Linked DNA regions of Homo sapiens: region 1 is linked to region 2. Evidence: read pairs that join two places in POLR2A ChIA-PET (ENCODE). Cell type or tissue: B cell. All regions are shown on one strand. Each heading gives the region's core, and the rest is flanking DNA. Links, peaks and the distances in the headings are about the cores only.

What was found. ChIA-PET counts read pairs that join two places held together with the same protein. Peaks named below come from ENCODE experiments on the same cell type or tissue, not always from the same donor. Only the 100,000 strongest peaks of a DNase experiment are listed, where the experiment ranks them.
Region 1: POLR2A ChIA-PET joins it to region 2 with 5 read pairs; 18 of 35 experiments call an interaction of 5 or more read pairs at or near these places.

The regions. Positions count from the first base shown.
Region 1 is chr6:37,145,515-37,156,297 of GRCh38, reverse strand. No RefSeq gene overlaps it. Among named protein-coding and RNA genes, the nearest start is that of PIM1, 19 kb to the left of the region's middle. In B cell, for the core only: no CTCF peak of the experiment used is centred there; no DNase peak of the experiment used is centred there; H3K4me3 peaks cover 100 bases; H3K27ac peaks cover 328 bases.
Region 2 is chr6:37,046,195-37,056,977 of GRCh38, reverse strand. No RefSeq gene overlaps it. Among named protein-coding and RNA genes, the nearest start is that of FGD2, 46 kb to the right of the region's middle. RefSeq lists enhancers at 1-683, 5,234-5,283 and cis regulatory regions at 6,091-6,666, 5,945-6,963. In B cell, for the core only: CTCF peaks have their summits at 5,120 and 5,321 (motif pointing left); DNase peaks (open chromatin) are centred at 5,387, 6,657, 7,337, 8,047 and 1 weaker place; H3K4me3 peaks cover 1,937 bases; H3K27ac peaks cover 3,704 bases.

The DNA of each region.
Region 1 (10,783 bases), core at 1,146-9,145, 100 kb before region 2:
GCGTAGTGGCATGCGACTGTGGTCCCAGCCTCTCAGGAGGCTGAGGTGGGAGGATTGCTTGAGGTTGCAGTGAGCTATGATCACACCACTGCACTCCAGCCTGGGCAACAGAGTGAGAACCTGTCTCAAAAACATTTTTAAATATAATTTGAGATGGGGGTCTTGTTCTGTTGCCCAGGCTAGTCTCAAAATCCTGGCATCAAGCAATCCTCCCACCTTGGCCTCCCAAAGTGCTAGAACTACAGGTGCAAACCACCTTGACTGTCCTAATCTCTATTTTACAGATGACCAAAACCAAATCTCAGAGACAGGAAGTAATTTGCCAAAGTTCTCATAGCATTTGCAGAACAAGGATAGTGAACTCAGACTTTATTGTTACCCTAGGTTCTTATAGAGATATAATTAGTAACGAAAGGTAGTATTTACCAAGTGGCAAATTAATGGCATAGGCAATGCATATTTTTTGCTGTAATATGTTTACAAGTTCAAGGTCTAAATGCTAACTAGAACTTTTCCTGGGGAATTTTCAGGTGCAGAGGGACTTTCCCAGTTGTCTCCTCAACTGCTTTAGCATGAAAACAGAAAATGGTCTCGTCTCTGTGCACCTGTGCCACCTCAATCATACACATCACACGTGCTCTTGATATGTCTAGTTCGGTAGTTCTGAAAGTGTGTGGTCTTCGGACCAGCAGCACCTGGAAACTTGTCAGAAATGCAAATTATCGGGCCCACTGCCTGCCCACTGAATCAGAAACTCCGGGGGTGGAGCCCAGCGATCTGTGTTTTGATAAGCACTCCAGGCGACTCCAGTGTACCTTGGGGTTTCAGAACCCATGGTCTGTCTCATGGCTCTCCAGAGAGTCTGTGAACTCCTGGAAGGCAGAGCCTGTGTCCTTGCAGTTTTTGTTTCCCTAGCATCAAGACTTGAACACAGTGGATATTAATAAATATTTCTAAAACTGAACCACAGGAGTGAATATGGCTCGGCAGAAAACCAACATCCCATTATCCTACTCTTTTCATATGATGATTAATACTTTTAGGTTTACTTTATGTAACGGATTGAATTGTGTCCCCCAAAATTCATGTAAAAGTCCTAACTCCCTAGTACCTCAGAAAATATAACTGTATTTGGAGATAGGGCCTTTAAGAAGTAATTAGGGTAAAATGAGGTCATATGTGTAGACCCTAATGCAATATGACTGGTATCCTTATAAGAAGAGGAGATGAGGCTGGGTGTGGTGGATTATGCCTGTAATCCCAGCACTTTGGGAGGCCAAGACGGGCGGATCACGTGAGGACAGGGGTTCGAGACCAGCCTGGCCAACATGGTAAAAGCCCATCTTTACTAAAAATACAAAAAAATTAGCTGGATGTTGTGGTGGGCACCTATAATCCCAGCTACTTGGGAGGCTGAGGCAGGAGAATCACTTGAACCCAGGAGGCAGAGGTTGCAGTGAGCCGAGATCACACCACTACACTCCAGCCTGGGCGACAGAGCAAGACTCTGTCTAAAAAAAAAAAAAAAAAAAAAAAAAAATTGCTTGAGGCCAGGAGTTCAAGACCATCCTGGGGAACATAGTGAGACCCCGGTCTCTACCAAAAAATAGATATTTTTTAAAATAACCAGGCATGGTGGTATGCACCTGTAGTCCCAGCTACTCAGGAGGCTGAAGTGGGAGGATTGCTTGAGCCTAGGAGTTCGAGAGTGTAGTGAGTCATGATTGTACCACCGCACTCCAGCCTGGGATAGAGTAAGACCCTGTCTCCAACAACAATAACAAAGGGGAAAAAAAAAAAAAAGAAAATACAGGGAGGAGAAGACAGCCATCTGCAGTCAAATGCTCTACCCCTGAGAAGACACCTGTCTACAAGCCCAGGAGAGTGGCTTCAAAAGAAACTGACCCTACAGACATCAGGACCTTGGACTTCTAATCTCCAGAATTGGATCAAAATTTAATTTCTGTTGTTTAAGGCATCCAGATTGTGTAGTCCTTTGTTATGACAGCTCTAGCAGACTAATACACTTTATGAAAAATTTTACACCAGGCACAGTGGCTCACACCTGTAATCCCAGCACTTTGGGAGGCCAAGACAGGTAGATCGCTTGAGCCCAGGAGTTCAAGGCCAGCCTGGGCAACATGGTAAAACCCTGTCTCTATAAAAAAATACAAAAATTAGCCAGGCTGATGGCACATACCTATAGTCCTAGCTACTCTGGAAGCTGAGAAGGGAGGATCACTTGAGCCCAGGAGGTGGAATTTGCAGGGAGCTGAGATTGTGCCACTGTACTCCAGCATGGACAACAGAGCAAGATTCTCTGTTTTTCACTTTTTTTTTTTTTAAGACAGATTCTCAGTCTGTCGCCCAAGCTGGGGTGCGGTGGCATGCGATCACAGCTCACTGCAGCCTCCACCTCCCCAGGCTCAAGTGATCCTCCTGCCTCAGCCTTCCAAGTAGCAGGGGCTCCAGGCATGTGCCACCATGCCTGGCTAATTTTTGTATTTTTTGTAGAGATGGGGTTTCACCATGTTTCCAAGGCTGATCTCAAACTCCTAAGTTCAAGTGACCGCCTGCCTCAGGCTCCCAAAGTGCTGGGGTTACAAGCATGAGTAACTGTGCCTGGCTAAGACTCTGTCAAAAAAAAAAAAAAAAGAAAGAAAGCGAGAGAGGAAGAAAAAAGAAAGAAAGAAAAAGAGAGAAAGAAAGAAAAGGAAGGAAAGAGAAGGAAGGAAGGAAAGATGAAGGAAGGAAGGAAGGAGTGAGCCAGGCGCGGTGGCTCATGCCTGTAATCCCAGCACTTTCGGAGGCTGAGGTGGATGGATCATGAGGCCAGGAGTTCGAGACCAGCCTGGTCAACATGGTGAAACCCCGTCTCTACTAAAAATAAAAAAAATTAGCTGGATGTGGTGGCGGGCACCTGTAATCCCAGCTATGTGGGAGGCCGAAGCAGGAGAATCGCTTGAACCTGGGAGGCAGAGGTTGCAGTGAACCAAGATCACGCCGTTGTACTCCAGCCTGGGCAACAAGAGCAAAACTCCATCTCAAGAAAAAAGAAAGATTTTACAAAAATACTGACTCTGAAATCCAATAACTCCCATCCAAGCCCAGCCTATGACAAGAAAATCTTATTTTTGGGTGAGTGTTAATAGTCTTTAGATATTAGCTATTAAAGTGTTCAAGAAATTACTCTCTTTTGTTTTTTTTTTTGAGACAGAGTTTCACTCTTGTTGCTCAGGCTGGGTGCAATGGTGCAATTTCAGTTCACTGCAACCTCTGCCTCCCGGGTTCAAGCGATTCTCCTGCCTCAGCCTCCCGAGTAGCCGGGATTACAGGCACCCGCCACGATGCCCAGCTCATTTTCTGTATTTTTAGTAGAGACAGGGTTTCATCATGATGGCCAGGCTGGTCTCAAACTTTTGACCTCAGGTGATCCACCCACCTCGGCCTCCCATAGTGCTGGGATTACAGGCATGAGCCACCGCACGGGGCCAGAAATGACTCTTTCATGCTCAACATGAGTACCGGTTTTGGAGTCAGACAGAGGTGGGTTTCAATCCTGACTTGGCCACTTAGGAGTTGTGTAATTTTAAATTCTAAAGACTCAGTTTCCTCATTGTAATTTGAGGCTAATAACAGCTCTCTCCTAGATATAGCTCAATAATTGGCAATTATATCATAGGCACTCAGTACGGGGTGATTTAAAAACGATAATTAACTAAATTACTTATATTGGTCCTCTCTGGGAGATGGGATTACTGTGAAATTTTACTGTAATATTTGAATCAATTCAACACACATATAGTACTATGGTGACTTTTTAAAAGACCATACAAAATGGCAATAGTTTTCAAGGCAAAAAAAATTGAAGACTCCAGGATAATATAAATCAAAATAAGAATGTCAGAGCCCGGCCAGGTGCAGTGGTTTATGCCTGTAATCCCTGCACTTTGGGAGGCTGAAGCCGGTGAATCACCTGAGGTCAGGAGTTCAAGACCAGCCTGACCAACACGGTGAAACCCCATCTCTACTAAAAATACAAAAAATTAGCCGTCGCGTGGTGGTAGGCGCCTGTAATCCCAGCTACGCAGGAGACTGAAGCAGGAGGATTGCTTGAACCTGAGAGGCTGAGGTTGCAGTGAGCCGAGATTGCACCGCTGCACTCCAGCCTGGGCAACAAGAGCAAAACTCATCTCAAAAAAAAAAAAAAAAAAAAAGAATGTCAGGGGCCAAGCCCAGTGGCTCATGCCTGTAATCCCAAAACTCTGGGAGGCCAAGGCAGGTAGATCACTTGAGGCCAGGAGTTCGAGACCAGCCTGGCCAACATGGCGAAACCCTGTCTCTACAAAAAATACAAAAATTAGCCAGGCATGGTGGCACACACCTATAGTCTTGGCTACTCAGGAGGCTGAGGTGGGAGGATTGCTTGAGCCTTGGAGGTTGAGGCTGCAGTGACCCAAGATTGCACCACTGCACTCCAGCCTGGGCGACAGAGCAAGACCGTATCTCAAAACAAAAAAAAGAATGTCGGAAATGTAATAGAAAGATATGACACTGGCCAGGAGCAGTGGCTCATGCTTCTAATCCCAGTACTTTGGGAGTCTTAGGTGGGCGGATCACTTGAGGTCAGAAGTTTGAGACTAGCCTGACTAATATGGTGAAAACCTGTCTCTTTTAAAAAAAATCATAATAATACAAAAATTAACCGGGTGTGATGGCGTGCACCTGTAATCCCAGCTACTTGGGAGGCTGAGGTAGGGAGAACCTGGGAGGCAGGAGTGAGCTGAGATTGCGCCACTGCACTCCAGCCTGGGTGACAGAGTGAGGCTCCATCAGAAAGAAAAGGAAAGAGAGAGAGAGAGAGGGAGGGAGAGAGGGAGAGAGAGAGAGAGAGAGAGAAGAAGGGAAAGGGAAGGGAAGGGAAAGGGAAGGTTCGGCCGGGTGCGTGGCTCACACCTGTAATCCCAGCACTTTGGTAAGCCGAGGTGGGCAGATCACCTGAGGTCAGGAGTTTGAGACCAGCCTGGCCAACATGGTGAAACCCCATCTCTACTAAAAATACAAAAATTAGCCGGGCGTGGTGGCAGGCGCCTGTAATCCCAGCTACTCGGGAGGCTGAAGGAGGAGAATTGCTTGAACCCGGGAGGCAGAGGTTGCAGTGAGCCATGATAGCGCCATTGCACTCCAGCTTGGGGGACAAGAGCGAGACTTCATCTCAAAAAAAAAAGTAAAAAAGAAAAAAAAAAAAGAAAGAAAGAACAACCAAGAATAATTGAATTATCTCAAACTGAGGAGTATAAGTAGGGATTACTGGCCAGGTGCCATGGCTCATGCCTGTGATCCCAGCACTTTCAGAGGCAGAGGCATGTGGACTGCTTGAACCCAGGTGAAACTCCATCTCTACAAAAATGTAAAAATTAGCTGGGCATGGAAGTGCATGCTTGTGGTCCCAGTTATTTGGGAGGTTGAGGCGGGAGAACGACCTGAGCTGGGGAAGCTGAGGCTGCCATGAGCTGTGATTGTGCCACTGCACTCCAGCCTGGGTGACAGAGGAGACCCTGTCTCAAAAAAACAACCACAAAAAAGTAGAGAGTATTGATTTTGTCTTTGTAGCCCCAGATCCTAATATGGCACCTGGCATTTACTATAAGTTCAACAGCTTTTGGTTGAATGAAAGAATGAGTGGCCTTCTACAAAGATGATTATTCTAATTATACAAAGACATTTCAACCCAACTATACTTACACAGGATCAGTGGCTCTGTAGCATTTTGACGTTGTGCAATCAAAACTTTAATTTTAACCTGGAAATTCCACTTTGGGGAAATAACCTAATAAAATAACCCCAAAGGAAAAAGAGTGTTGTGGTTTTTTGTTTGCTCGTTTGTTTTTAAAGAGTCTTTACTGTGGTGATATTCAAAATAGAGAAATCCTGGGATTGTCTTCAGAGCCTCCCCAACCCACATTCTACATCTCCCCTCCGGAGTTTTGACCAGACCTTCCCAGCTGCCCTCAAACTGTTCTGACCATCCTTGCCACCCTTCACCTGACTGGCCCAGTACCCCATACTTCAGACCCTTTGGGATCAGCGTTCTCATTAAAACTTATTGTCTTGTGCCTGCATGTCTTTGGGACTCTACTCAGCCAACTAATCTGATAAATTAATTTAAACTGGGATGCTAATGAGTGATAATGGCTGAATATGAGTCTACTCATGGATAACAATTGCATTTCAGCAGCACCTTACTCTGAGACATAAGTCATACATTTCAGGCATGTGTAGGGCCATTGGGAAAGATATTTTAAGATGGGGGATTTCCTCAAACCCCTCAAATTACACCATGTAGACAGCTGTCTATCCTGCATGATCTGGCCAACTTCTTGGCATCCAGTTATCAGCTCTCAGGGGACACTAGAGGAAACAGTTCTGTTCCTCTTCTTAATAGGGCTTGGAAGTAGTGACTAGACTATTTATATCACTTAAGGAAAAAGGCATTTACTCTGGAACCCACCCAGAAAGCACACATCCCCTAGGCTTAGAGAAGACCTTTCTCTACCTAGAATTGTAAGAACAGGGAAAAATTCAAATCAGAAACTATTAATGCCCCTATGATTTGCTGCAAAATAAACTCTGAAAACAATACTAAAGTTTTCAGAGATTTAGGACCTTCTCTGGGAATGGCTGAGTGACTAGAGCCTAGATCAACCAAAATGAGTGAGCTGGGACAGGCAAACACTAACGTGGGACTGGTTAAAATAAGCTTCGCTGCCAGGCGCGGTGGCTCACCCCTGTAATCCCAGCACTTTGGGAGGCCAAGGCGGGCGGATCACCAGGTCAGGAGTTCGAGACCAGCCTAGACAACATGGTAAAACCCCGTCTCTACTAAAAATACAAAAATTAGCCGGGCATGGTGGTGCGCCTCTGTAATCCCAGCTACTCGGGAGGCTGAGGCACGAGAATCGCGTGAACCCAGGAGGTGGAGGTTGCCATGAGCTGAGATCACACCATTGCACTCCAGCCTGGGCAACAAGAGCAAGATTCTGTCTCAAAAATAATAAAAATAAGATTCACAAGTGAGAAGATCCTAGACATCAATATGAATTTATACAGATACGCACATGAGGGACTATTGAACCTGATCATAAAAATAGTTGCCTTTTGGCCAGGCATGGTGGCTCACACCTTAATCTCAGCACTTTGGGAGGCTGAGGCGGGCAGGTCACCTGAGGTTAGAAGTTCTAGACCAGCCTGACCAACATGGAGAAACCCCATCTCTACTAAAAATACAAAATTAGCTGGGCATGGTGGCGCCTGTAGTCCCAGGCACCAGATACTCGGGAGGCTGAGGCAGGAGAATCGCTTGAACCCGGGAGGCAGAGGTTGCAGTGAGCCGAGATCACACCATTGCACTCCAGCCTGGGCGACAAGAGCGAAACTCCGTCTCAAAAAAAAAAAAAAAAAAAAAGCAATGAAACCCTTTAAATCTGATCTCCAGGATCAGGTAAGGCTTCAGCGCAGAGGCAGCCCATGGGTCCTGAAACATGAAAATAAATGGAAGAATCAGCTAGTGGAAGGATAGGATGGGAAAACTCAAATTTCAGCAATAAGAAAAAGCATGTGCAAACATCCAGAGGCATGAATTTGCATGAACAGAAAAAAAAAAGTCATGCTGTAGTAAGTAGGGTGCAAACATTTTTATTTATGTATTTATTTTTGAGACGGAGTTTCGCTCTTGTTGCCCAGATTGGAGTGCAATGGCGCAATCTCGGCTCACCGCAACCTCCGCCTCCCAGGTTCAAGCGATTCTCCTGCCTCAGCCTCCGGAGTAGCTGGGATTACAGGCATGTGCCACCACACCCAGCTAATCCAAAAATTTTATAAGCACAAAATAGAGGAAAAGGTTGCATTATCATTGTGAAGTTAAAGAAAAATGGTTATTTTTCAGTAGGATCTGTGCTATCAGGAAAAGCACACAAGGTAAAGATAGTGAAATTCCTTATGTACACAACCAAGGCTCACTGAAGTGAGAAAGTCCAGATGATCATGAGGCAGTCACTTCTCAGCTGCCCCACCTCCAACATTTTACCCCCATTTGAGAAGGGGAGTGGGAGCTTGATAGAGAACAAATTATCAGTTGCAGCTACATCTGAAATTCACATTATCACAGACTTTTACCTTGCTGCTGAGTATGGTCCCTGGAGTGAAAAGGGAGTGGAGAGAAATTCAACTGAACAAGCAGCCACAGGTGATCATGAAGAGCTGTGTATGCCTTTCTTTCTTTCTTTTTTTTTTTTTTTGAGATGGAATCTCACTCTGTCACCTAGGCTGGAGTGTGGAGTGCAGTGGTGTAATCTTGGCTCATTGCAACCTCTGCCTCCCAGGTTCAAGTGATTCTCCTGCCTCAGCCTCCCAAGTAGCTGGGACTACAGGCATGCACCACCACACTCTCCTACTTTTTGTATTTTTAGTAGAGACGGGGTTTCACCATGTTGGCCAGGCTGACCTCGAACGCCTGATCTCAGGCAATCCACCCGCCTCGGCCTCCCAAAGTGCTGGGATTACAGGTGTGTGCCACCGTGCCCAGCCTGTGTGTGCCTTTCTGAGGAGTATGAATTTTATCTGAAGAGTGGTAGAAGGCCGTGGAAGGATTTTCAGCAGGCCCACCTGCTGTAAAAGCTTTCCCGAGCCACCACCATGTGTGTAGTTACTTGCACTCATATCCCCTTAGATTCAATAGTCTGACTTACATTTTTTAATTGTTATTATCCATATATACAATATGCATTCCTAGGCTGGGCACAGTGGCTCATGTCTGTAATCCCAGCACTTTGGGAGGCTGAGGCAGGAGGATCACTTGAGGCCAGGAGATCAGGACCAGCCTGGGCAACATAGAAAGACCTTTTCTTGGCTGGGCGCAGTGGCTCACACCTGTAATCCCAGCACTTTGGGAGGCCGAGGTGGGTGGATCACGAGGTCAGGAGTTCAAGACCAGCCTCGCCAACATGGTGAAATCCTGTCTCTACTAAAAACTACAAAGATTAGCTGGTATGGTGGCACGTGCCTGTGGTCCCAGCTACTGCGACAGAAGAATCACTTGAACCCGGGAGGTGGAGGTTGCAGTGAGCCGTGATCACATCACTGTACTCCAGCCTGGGCGACAGGGCGAGACTCCGTCTCGAAAAAAAAAAAAAAATTAACCAGACATAGTGGTGCAACCCTGTCATCCCATTTACTCAGGAGGTTAAAGTAGGAAGATGATCGCTTGAGTCCAGGAGTTCCAGGCTGCAGTGAGCTATGATGGTGCCACTGCAACAAAGCCTGGGAGACAGATGAGACTCTGTCTCTAAAACAAACAAATATGCACTGCAAATATATTTGTTGTTTGAAGGAAAGAAGCAAAGGGAAAGGAATCATTTGAATTCCTCTTATTTCACAATTCAATCAGTCAGAGTTGAGTTCACCAGGTGGATGAACTGATAAAGTTTTGTAGAGGCAAAACAAAATTCTTTTTTGTGGGGGACGGATTCTGGCTCTGTCACCAGGCTGGAGTGCAGTGGTGCGATCTCTGCTCACTGCAACCTCCGACTCCCTGGTTCAAGTGATTCTCCTGCCTCAGCCTCCTGAGTAGCTGGGATTACAGGCACACGCCACCACACCCGGCTAATTTTTGTATTTTTAGTAGAGATGGGGTTTCACCATGTTGGCCAGGATGGTCTTGATCTCCTGACCTTGTGATCTGCCCGCCTTGGCCTCCCAAAGTGCTGGGATTGCATGCGTGAGCCACCGCACCCGGTGGCAAAACAAAATTCTTAATGTATTTATAAATGTGAATGTGACTTATACAACCGTTATTTATTCAAATGAAACCTTTACCTTCCTATCTGCTTAATTCTATTGAACTCAAAAGCGCCTAGGACTATGGGGGACACAAAGCAAGTGGGAGTGCTAAAAGTTTATAAATATACTGTTAATCGGCTGGGCATGGTGGCTCATGCCTGTAATCCTAGCACTTTGGGAGGCCAAGACAGGTGGCTCACTTGAGATTAGGAGCTCGAAACCAGCCTAGGCAACATGGTGAAACCCCATCTCTACTAAAAATACAAAAAAATTAGCTGGGCGTGGTGGTGGGCGCTTGTAATCCCAGCTACTCGGGAGGCTGAGGCAGGAGAATTGCTTGAACCCGGGAGGCAGAGATTGCAGCAAGCCGAGACTGCACCACTGCACTCCAGCCTGGGCAACACAGCAAGACTCAGTCTCAAAAAAAAAAAAAAAAAAAAAGGTTAATCATGGATAGATTGAGTTACAAAGTTAAAGTGTTTTGTAAAATAGGGGAAAGTGATAAGATTCATTAGTAGGGCTAATTCCTCTGTCAATATCCCAGTCAAAGACCTTAAACCTACAAATCTCCTTATATTCTCTGAGGGTGGGTGCCTAGATTCTACAGACACCAAACCAGATTGTGAAAACACCCCATTCTCTAGACCAGTGCTTCTCAAAATGTAGCCCTTGCACCAGCAAAGGTGGAAATGAAAATTCACAGGCCCTACGCCAGCAAGCCAATAGAATCAGAAACGCAGGAGTTGGAGCCCAGCATCCTGAATGTTCACAAGCCCTCTGATGCTGGATGCTCAAGTTCAAGAATCGCTGTTCCCAGGCCGGATGCGGTGACTCATGCCTGTTATCCCAGCACTTTGGGAGGCTGAGGTGGGTTCAAGACTAGCCTGAACAACATGGCGAAACCCCGTCTCTATTAAAAATACAAAAATTAGCCAGGTGTGATGGC
Region 2 (10,783 bases), core at 1,494-9,493:
CACCTCGCCCAGTGTCTGGCATACAGTAGGTGCTCAGTAAATATTTGTTAGTCAAATGAATGAATTGTGAGCTCTGACTGTGTGCCTGGTACACTCTGCCCTGGACACCATGGAGGACGGGGAGCTGAGGGAACGAGGTCTCTGCCCCTCAGAGGGTGCCTGCTGAGCTGGTTCCAGCGGGCAGTGGGACAGGTCCCTGACAGCCAGGTGAGTCCAGGTGAATCACCACTAATGAGATGGGGAGGGCCACGCCAAGCGGCTTCCCACACAGGCAGCCGACAGGTCACTGCCTGTCGCCAGGAAACTCCTCAATAAGGATTGAACAGGACCCTGGGCTGGGGCGGAGGAAGTGCCCGCCTCTCCTGGAGACCCCACCCATTCCTGAGGACTGAGTCGGCTCACCTGGGCTCCCCCACCCCCTAGGCCTTGGCAAGATGCTGGTTTCTCAACCTGGCCGAGATTTCCTTCCTAAAAGGAGTTTCGCTCGCTCAGCCCCACGCCCATCCCGGGCAGGACCTGTTTGTCAGCCAGCCCTGTCTGGGTCCCTGAGACTGCAGAGGGAGGACAGCTGAATCTGGAAAACCCTGGGACCTCCCCCGCCCCAGCAGCCCATAGGAGGGTCGGTAGACCAGAGCTTATTCAGGGTATGGACAGACCAATGGGGCTCATTAAACCCAACAAGACAGCGTGGGGTGGCCTCCGTGACCACATTCCACTCACCCCGCCGGAGCCTGGGGCCCACTAGAGTGCCCTGAGCCCAGGCCAAATGACCATCCCAGGGCAGGGCATGGCTGTCTCATCTGCACAATGGGGCAAAGCCTCCTGCCCTGTGGGTGGCTGAGGGCCGGGATGAGATCATGGGTACGCAGAGTAAGGAATGCAGGTGGGCAGCCAGGCCTCCACCCCGCAGCTCAGAAGATGTGGCCGATGTGGCCCATGTCTGGGGAGGAAGCTGTCCAGCCCTTGGCCTACAGTGAACTTGGCCAGTCCAGCACCACCCCCCTCCCTTCCTCTCGGCGGGGGGGCCGGGGGGCACTTGAGGCCCCACCTGGCCCTCCTGCCCCAGAACCCAAATAGCCCCTTGCTGAATTGCCTCACCCCAGCCATCTATGCAGGCCTAAAGTCGCCACCTGTAGTTACTCACATCATACTCATACATCCATAGCTTTCAACAAATGTACTTGGCCAGTCATCAGATGTCCCAGGAGCACTCCTAGCTGCCAGGCACAGGGTAAGACCAACGGACGCAAAGATGGTGGGGCAGGGCCCCATCTCAAGGGGTGCACAGTTTGGGGAGGGTAGTCATAAAAATATAGCTTCCATAAAAGCACCAGCAGGGCCCTGACACACACACACACACACACACACACACACACACACACACACACACACACACAATCTATGAGGCGCTGGAGGGGCTCCTCGGGGGCTCAGAGAAAGGATTGGTTGGCCTGGCAAGGTGAGGTGTCAGGTGGAGCCTCATGGGAGAGCTGCAGCTTGAGCAGGGCTGTCCCTGTGCCTTGCTTTGTCTTTGTCATGTAATCCTCACAACAGCCCTGTGAGGCCAACAGCACAGGGGTCACCATGCCCATGTTATGGGTGAAAAACTAAGGTTCAAAGAGGTGAAGTGACTTGCCCAAGGCCTAATGATGGTGAGTGGCAGGGGTTTATCTGGAATTCCAGTTTCCTGACCCCCATGCAGTGGTCTCTCCTGCCCTGCTGTGAGTTCCTTCCTGTCTTCATGTGTCCATTTGTACAGCGAATCCAACCTGGCTACTTACTAAATGCCAGGCAGTATCTGCGAGCTGGGGACCTTAGAGACAGTAAGGTATCACCCAGGCAGGGGAAGCCACACGCACATACCCAGACAGTGCAATCTCCCATTCAAGTCAACATTCAGCAGATGTACAGTGGAACACCAACTGGGAGCCAGGCGGCACACAGGTGCCAGGGTTGCAGCAGTGAACGAGACAGACAGAGTGCAGTCCTGTGGAGGCTTTCTACTACTAGAGAGGGCAGAGAATAATCGCAGAGTAAGGGAGCACGACGCAGGGTGAGGGAAGAGAGAGGGGCCAGGGCGCTTCTTCAGATGGGCTGATCAGGGAGGGCCTTCCCAAAGCAGATCCTGTTTGCTTATGATTGTTTTGAGATGACAGTTGAGGAGAGGAGCCCTGTGGGTACCTGAGGAAATATGCCAGGCAGGAGTAACGGCAAGTGCAAAGGCCCTGAGGCAGGAATGCACTTGGAGGTGTTCTGAGGAGCATCAGGGAGCTGAGAGGGTGCAGGGGAGTGGCAGGATGTTAGGTGAGGGAGGTGATGGGAGTGCGGGAGGCACAGGTCCTAAAGGCTTTGCGGGTCATAGTGAGGGCTTTGCTTTTACCCCACGTGAACGAGCCACTGGAGGGTTGTGAGCTCAGGGCTGAGCTGATGTAACCTAGGTTTTGAAAGGATCTCTCTGGCTGCTATGGAGAACAGACTCTAAGGGGGTCTTTTTCTTGTCTATGTGTCTGCTTCGTGCATACCGTGGTATCCACTTGACATCGTAGCATAAGCGTTGTCCTTTGATGTTAAAACTCTCAGAAACGGCCGGGCGCGGTGGCTCACGCCCGGGGAGGCAGAGAGTCAAAGAGGGGGCTACTGAGATAACCAGGTGAGAGGTGGGCCAGGGTAGTGGTGGAGAGAGGAGCTGTGGTCACATTCAGGATGTGGAGTTTTTTAAATTAATTCATTTTTTACAGGTGAAGTCTCACTCCGTTGCCCAGGTTGGAGGGCAGTGCATGATCATAGCTCACTGCAGCCTTGAACTCCTGGGTTCAAGCGATCCTCCCTCCTCAGCCTCCTGAGTAGCTGGGACTACAGGTGTGCACCACCATGCCCAGCTGGGGATGTTTTGAAGGTAGCCCCAAATGTACTTGCAGACATCCTGGACATGAGGTATGAAAGAAAGTGAGGGCTGAAGAACAATCCTGGCTCCAAGAGCGGGAGGGCAGCTCTGCCCAGGTCGTGCTTGGCCTGAGGTGCCACATCTTCTACCTGGAGTGTGACGTGGGACATGGCACTCCGCAGGTTGACCAATGTGGAGTTTGGACAGAGTTGGGCCCTTCTTCCCTGCTGGGGGGCTTGGGCCACCTCGTTTAATCTCAGATGTCAGGAATTGGGCTAAGCAGGGTTTTATGTGAGTTGAGCTGAGCAGGCTGTCATCTCCCTCCCACCCTAGGTGGGACCGTCAGCCGGCATATTTTTGGAAAGTATTTTGTCCATATGTATCAAGACTTTTAAACTTTCATGCCCTTTGACCCAGTGAATCCCTTTCAAGGAAGTTCTGCTGGGGAAGCCATCTGAAATGCAGGCAGCACTGATGGATCAAACCCTTCACAGGGGATTATTTAGAATCGCCAAATAAATAAATACACAGCCTGCATGTCCAACAGTAGGGAGTGTTTAAGTCAAGCAGATATAGTCTGGCACCTTGTTGTACTGGATTGTTGTGCTGACCTTAAATTCACGTTTCTGAGAGTTTTTTTTTTTTTTTTTTTTTTTTTTTGACGGAGTCTCACTCTGTCGCCCAGGCTGGAGTGCAGTGGATCTTGGCTCACTGCAAGCTCTGCCTCCCGGGTTCAAGCCATTCTCCTGCCTCAGCCTCCCGAGTAGCGGGGACTACAGGCGCCCGCCACCATGCCTGGCTAGTTTTTTTTGTATTTTTTTAGTAGAGATGGGGTTTCACCGTGGTAGTCAGGATGGTCTCGATCTCCTGACCTTGTGATCCACCCGCCTCGGCCTCCCAAAGTTCTGGGATTACAGGCATGAGCCACCGCGCCCGGCCGTTTCTGAGAGTTTTAACATCAAAGGACAACGCTTATGCTACGATGTCAAGTGGATACCACGGTATGCACGAAGCAGACACATAGACAAGAAAAAGAAATAGACTCATACTGATTAGCTCTGATTGACTGAAGTTTGGATTACTATTTTCATTTTCCTCTTTACAGTTTTCTGCATTGTACTAATTTCTAAGATGGACATGCATTACCTTTCTGACTTAAAACTAATATTTAAAAAAGGGGCCAGGCGTGGTGGCTCACACCCGTAATCCCAGTACTTTGGGAGGCCAAGATGGGAGGATTGATTGAGTCCAGGAGTTCGAGACCAGCCTGGGCAACAGAGTGAGACCCCTGTCTCTGCAAAAAATTAAAGAATTAGCCGGTTGCGCTGGGGCACACCTGTGGTTCCAGCTACTTAGGAAGCTGAGGCAGGAGAATTGCTTGAGTCAGGGAGGTTTAGACTGCAGTGAGCTATGATCGAGCCACTGCACTCCAGCCTGGGTAACAAAGTGAGATCCTGTCTCAAAAAAAAAAAAAAAAAAGGAGAAAGAAAACGTGAGTTCCCAGAAGCTGGAGCACAGTGTTGGCCAAGCCAGGAACTGACAGCCAACTAACCCATCCTTTCCAGGGCTCCAGGGTCCACTTCCTCCGGGCAGGGCCGGCAGGTGCAGTCAGGACAGGGATTATGTTGATAATTGTGGTGGGGAGAGACAGGTCCAGAGGCTCCTCCTTCTGCCCCTCCGGCCACCCCCATCATAGGGGTGTGTCCTCCCTTGGGCCCCCTGCAGCCCTTGGAATTTGCCCCTCTATGTCTTCGCTGGAGGCTGATGCTTCCTGCCTTGTGTGTAACCCTGTGGGTCTCTCCTGACTGACACCAAGCATCCCGTATACACTGGTCCTCACGGTGTAGTCCCCAGGCCCGAAGCATCAGCACAACCTGGGAACTCTTTAGAAATGCAGAGTCACAGGCCTCTCCCCAGACCTAGTGAATCTGCCACTCTGGAGGCGGGGCCTCTGTGTTTTCAAAAGCCCTCCAGACCTAAGTGTGAGAACTGCTGCCTTATGGTAGGGCCCCACTGTGGCCCATGTTTTACACTGACTAATTCATTTTACAGATTGCCATGATTCCTGCTTAACAGACACGGAAACAAGCTCAGAGAGGTTAAGGAACTTGCCCAAGGTCACACAGCCAGCAGAGACAGGGCTGGGAGTGCGAGCCCATGCCTTTACTTCCCCACTCCACAGCTGTGCAGCTGCCTGGACGCCAGTCCCTCCTGCGGGGTCAGGGTCCAGCTCCGTGCTGGGCACACAGATGGCCCCACTCACATGGGTTGGACTAGGGTTTTGGCTCCTGGGTCGGAAGACCAGGCTGATTCCCCACAAGACCCAAGCAGCCCTGACCCCCTGTGGGAGGAAGGAGGTGGGCTCCATGTGCCTGCTGAGGCCCCTTCAGTCTTGACAGCTGCCGGCGGTTTGGACCAACGAACCCGCAGAGGAGGGGCGCACCGCCACCTGCTGGCTGGCATCATGGGTGATGCTGGGGACAAACGCAGGGATCCACAGACACACGTCTCAGGGACACCGTGGCAGGCGTGCACGTGTCTCCTCCTGCCGCACGCGGGTGCACTTGCCCACACGTGGATGTCTGAGCATGTGGGCACGTGGGGCTCTCAGCCACAAGGCCTGGTAGATAGCACTAAATTCACCCATTTACTTATTACCTCATCAAATGTTCATCCAGAGATGCCAAGCCCACTGTTGCTGTTATCCGGGAGCCTATAGGCCAGCTGGGTGTTGCTCAGAGCAACCACCAAGTGATGTGGACAAGGGTCCCTGGGGGATATACTCAGTGAGGTCATGCAGGCAGCCCCTACCCATCTGGACTGGGGCTCAGTCTCACAGGGTGGGCAGGAGAGGGCTGGGTGAAGGAGGCAGAGGCTCGTCACAGCAAAGCCTGGAGGAGGAGCTGGAATGGAGCACAGGGGTCCCTGGCACAGGTCTTGTGCAAGGCCGTGCAGGCTGGACCCTGTCCCCACAGTGGTGGCCGGGCTCTGGTGCCACACCATCCTGACATGTTTATATTAAAGCTTAGTACAAATAAGCTTATACAAATAAGCTTTGGGACCCTTTAGGACCCAAGGATCTCTCGGCCCCTTTGGGGCTGGCCTGAGATGTGATTTGTACCTGTGCACTGTCCCCCTTGCCACAGCAGCTGCCCTTGGATATATCAGGGATGAGGAGAGGCATCCCCAGTCCCAGAGAGAAGCCTGTTTCTGATCTCCGAATGGACGCAGCAGATAGCAGTCACCGTTAAGTCAAGCATTCCTGCGTGCCCAGCAAAAGACCATTTTTCTTAATCTACAAGGCCATCCGAAGCAGCTCACAGGGTGTGACCTATTCCAAAGCACAGCTCCACGTGCCCGTGAGGTCCCCCAGGACTCCACGGGAGAGTCAGTGCCTCTGTGGGGGATGGGAGCTGGATGGATGAGCTTTGCTGGGTGGTGGGCATAGCTGGGGGTCCAGAACGCAGACACAGAACGATCCTGGTTGGAGGGCTGGTGTGAGTGGGGAGGGACCCATTGGCAGAGCTGAGGGGTTGGTGGCTCCCAAACAGGAGTTGGCAGGCGGTGCTGGAAGAGGAAATGTTGGCAGCTCCCCAGTTCTGCCGATGGGCTTAGATGGAGCCTGTGACTTTATCAATGGCCAGTCCTCACTAGCCTGGCCCCCGGCCTGGCCCCTGACCTGTGGTTTTGCTCAGCAGTGCAGCGGTGGCGGCTTCCGAGAAGCCCCACCAAGACTTTCCTGTCAGGGCAACGCCAAGTTCCTCTTACCGAGGAAGGGGAAGTGGCGGGGTTTCTCCTAAGGCCTTTCAGTTTCTTTCTAAGAAGGTGGGTGTTCCAACCCCAGGGCCCTCAGCAGAGCCAAATGTTAAAGGAAGAGAAGTTGATCTTCGGGGGCTTCCTCACCCCAGTTCCAACCGAAGTTCCTTTGTTGGGGCCCACAGCGGACATTCCGAAAGAGGAAATGAGACACGTGCGTTCCACAGGCCCCTTCCCACGCCCCCTCCTTTCTCCCTTCTCCAGGGACATACTCCTTGATACCCTCCCTCCCCACCAACATGCACACTTAGGAAGTATGGCCTGCTACCCTTGGGGGCATCCCAGGTAGAAAACTTGCTTTTTCCACCTTCAAAGCTGAACTCTTCTGAGTCCGGCCTCCTCAGGACCCTGCTGAGTGACTAAAAATCTAACCCAGGGCTGGCCATGGTGGCTCACGTCTATAATCCCAGCACTTTAAGAAGCCAAGGCGGGAGGATCACTTGAGCCCAGGAGTTCAAGACCAGCCTGGACAACACAGTGAGACCTTGTCTCTTAAAAAAAAAAATTTAAAAATTAGCCAGGCGTAGTGGTGTGCGCCTATAGTCCCAGCTACTAGGGTGTGGTGGGAGAATTGCTAGAACCCGGCAAGTCGACGCTGCAGTGAGCTGTGATTGCACCACTGCACTCCAGCCTGGGCAACAGAGCAAGACTCTGTCTCAAACAAAACAAAACAAAAAAACGACTAACCCAAACAAAGCGCTGACAGATGACACTGGCTTAATGCAGATTCCAGTCCAGGGGATATGCCCATATTAGAGGCCCACAGCTTTCTGAGGGGCAACAAACCATGGGCACCCAGAGAATTCCAAGCTCACCCTCTTCAGAAGACCCACTGGCTTGATGGCCAAGTGCATGTCCTGACGTTCTTATAACAATAGCCACCATTGATTGTAAGTGCTTATTGCGCACCAGGTACTGGGCCAAGCATTTTACATTAATTTCCTCCTATAATCCCCACAGTGATGCCATGACAAAGATACAATCATGATCCCACAGTCAAGTAACCTGCTCGGCTCACATAGCCCATGAGCCCATTCTTCCTCGTAGGCCTCTTCTCAGAAAGGTGGGGAAGGACGAGTATCAGACCTTGACAGGAGTTGGCTGGGAAGGTCTGGTCTCCAATTTCCCACGATTGTCAAAGCCAGCTGTGCCTCTCCCAGAGGTGAAGAGCCAGCCATCTAGTCGTGGCCATCTTGGCTGCACTAATGTGGCCGTGGCTGGGGCCTTCCCCGAGTCATTGGGAACTCTTGATGCCTTCTTTATTTTCCTCCCAGAGATGTTGTTTTAAGGTTTTTGCTTTGCTGAAGCATGTGTTATGGGGACAGCGAGGGGATTCCCCTAAACCGTGATGCTGTTCTGTTCAAAAACATTTGCCTGGAGGTCCACAGCTGTGTGACTCACGCTGTTGGGTGGCAGGAAAACTCACAGCTGCAGTGGGGAGGGGCCTGGCCCAAACGAAATGGGATACTTACAGGGTGGCCAGGTTTAGTAAATAAAAATGCAGGATGCCCAGTTACATTTGAATTTCAGATAAACAGCAACATTTAGGACACCTTCATGCTAAACAACTTATTTGTTATTTATCTAAAATTCAATTGTAACTGGCCATCCTGCATTTTATCTGATAACCCTAGATACTCAGCACCCAGGATAAATCTCCCGCCTTCCCCCTGGCTTCAGCAGGGTGTTGCCGAGAGAAGACAACAAAACCTGGGAGAAGTCCACTGACCTGGGATGAAGACAAATCTGAGGGTCTCAGTGGTCTGAGGAGGGTAGATACACTCTGCTTCCAGGGTTCCCCTTGAGCAACTGCAAAATCTCAACCTCAGCCCAGGGCAGAATTCCACATTCAAATTCCACAAAATGCAAGGATGCACCTGAAGGTCACCGCTTCATTCTCGGGGCCTCAGTTTTCTTATCTCTGTAATGGGAAGGACTTTTGGATTCTACGATGTCAAGTGACCCTCTTAGCCCTTAGCTTTTCTTGCATAGTGGAAAATCTGCTGGAAGCAAGTGAAGGTATGAGTGAGCTAGCCAAGGAGCAAGTGTAGAGAGGAGGAGGAGGCCATCTTGGCTTGGAAATGGGCCGCCCCTCTTGCCCTACAGCACTGCACGGAGACTGGGCCATTGTACCTGGATGTTGGGTGGTTTGGAGGGCTCCCCTGGGTCAGGCACACCAGTGCATGCCTGGACTTCCTTAGAAGGGACCCTGGGCATGGACCACAGCTAGGTCCATGACTGAGGTGCCCCAGCCATGAGCAGTGGCAAACGCCCATGGCAACACCTGAGCCACAGCAGGGAGGGGACGATCATTAGCTTCAAAAGCAGGGAAGTAAACTGTTAAGAGTGAAATTACTAAATGACTACAAAATGTTAACTAGACATTTGCAACTTAACTCCTATGGTTTATGTAAATTATATGTGATGCATGTGGGTGCATTTGAATATATTTGACACGTGGAAGCATGTGGCCTCAAGAATAAGGATGCCTGGGCCTCTAGCGCACTTGGAAGACAGGCTGGGGATATGGAGACAGTGAATTTCCTGCAGGCCAGAAACCACATCCGGGGGTCTAGGAGCAGCAGGGTGGTGGTGAGGGAGTGAGCTAGAACCTCTAGGGTTAGAGATGGGGTCCGGTCTGGGAGGCAGGAAGACCCCTCTGATAGGAGTGTCAGACAGACGAAAGCAGGTCCCAAAAGGTCCCTGCAGAGGTGACTGGTGAGACCAGACAGAGCCTCAGAGCCAGGCTGCAGCTCTGCACGGGGACCTGAGGACCCACCAGGAGCTGAGACCCGGGCTCTCCAGGCTCGTGGGATGGTGGGATTGCTTCTGCCTGCTGGGAAGGCCAGGGTGCAAACCTGCAGCCTGCAGTGGAGGTGCCTGGGGGCTGGAGGTGCCCAAAGTCCCCATAACTGCCATCAGCTCTATACCTCAGAGGCACCACTAGAAAATGTCTTTGTTTTGGACAATGGACATTTTCTCAGTCTTATATGAAGTATACATTAAAAAGTGTCTTCAGGGCCAGGCATGGTGGCTCACACCCGTAATCCTAGCACTTTGGGAGGCCAAGGTGCGCGGATTGCCTGAGCTCAGGAGTTCGAAACCAGCCTGGGCAACATGGTGAAACCTTGTCTCTACTAAAATACAAAAAATTAGCTGGACGTGGAAGCGAAGTGAATCCCAGCTACTCAGGAGGCTGAGGCAGGAAAATTGCTTGAACCTGGGAGATGGAGGTTGCAGTGAGCCGAGATCGCGCCACTGCACTCCACCCTGGGTAAAAGAGCGAGACTCCGTTTCAAAAAAAAAAATGTCTTTAGTAAACATGACGTCTTCATAACAAAGTATCATAGACTGGGTGGTTTAAACACAGAAGTTTATTTTCTCACAGTTCTGAAAGCTGGAAGTCCAGGAGCACAGTGTCATCAGGGCAGGTTTCTGAAGCCTCTCTTTTTGGCCGGGAGCCGTCTTCTCTCTTTCTCTTCACATGGTCTTTCCTCTGCACATGTCTCTCCTCATTTCCTCTTCTGATTGGATCAGGGCCCATCCTCATGACCTTATTTTACCTGAATTACCTTTTTAAACATCCTGTCTTTAAATGCAATCACATTCTGAGGTACTTGGGGTTAGGACTTCAATATAGGAGTTTTGGGGACATAGAATTAAACTTGTAACACTTATGATTTTTTTTTTGAGATGGGGTCTTGCTGTGTTGTCCAGGCTGCAGTGCAGTGGCACCATCATAGCTCACTGCAGCCTCAAACTCCTGGGCTCAAACCATCCTCCCACCTCAGCCTCCACAGTAGTTGAGAGTACAGGCACAAGCCACCACACCTGGCTAGCTTAAAAAGAATGTTTTAGAGAGGGGGTCTCACTATATTGCCCAGGCTGATCTCGAATTCCTAACCTCAAGTAATCCTCCTACCCTCAAGTGATCCTCCTGCCTCAGCCTTCCAAAGTGCTGAGATGACAGGTGTGAGCCACTGCACCCAGCTGGCCCCAGCCCACTTTTTAAGCTATGATGTAAGTACAAACAGTGGGCTGGCTTTGGAAGTGCAGATTGTATACTGGTCCCAAGATCATCCT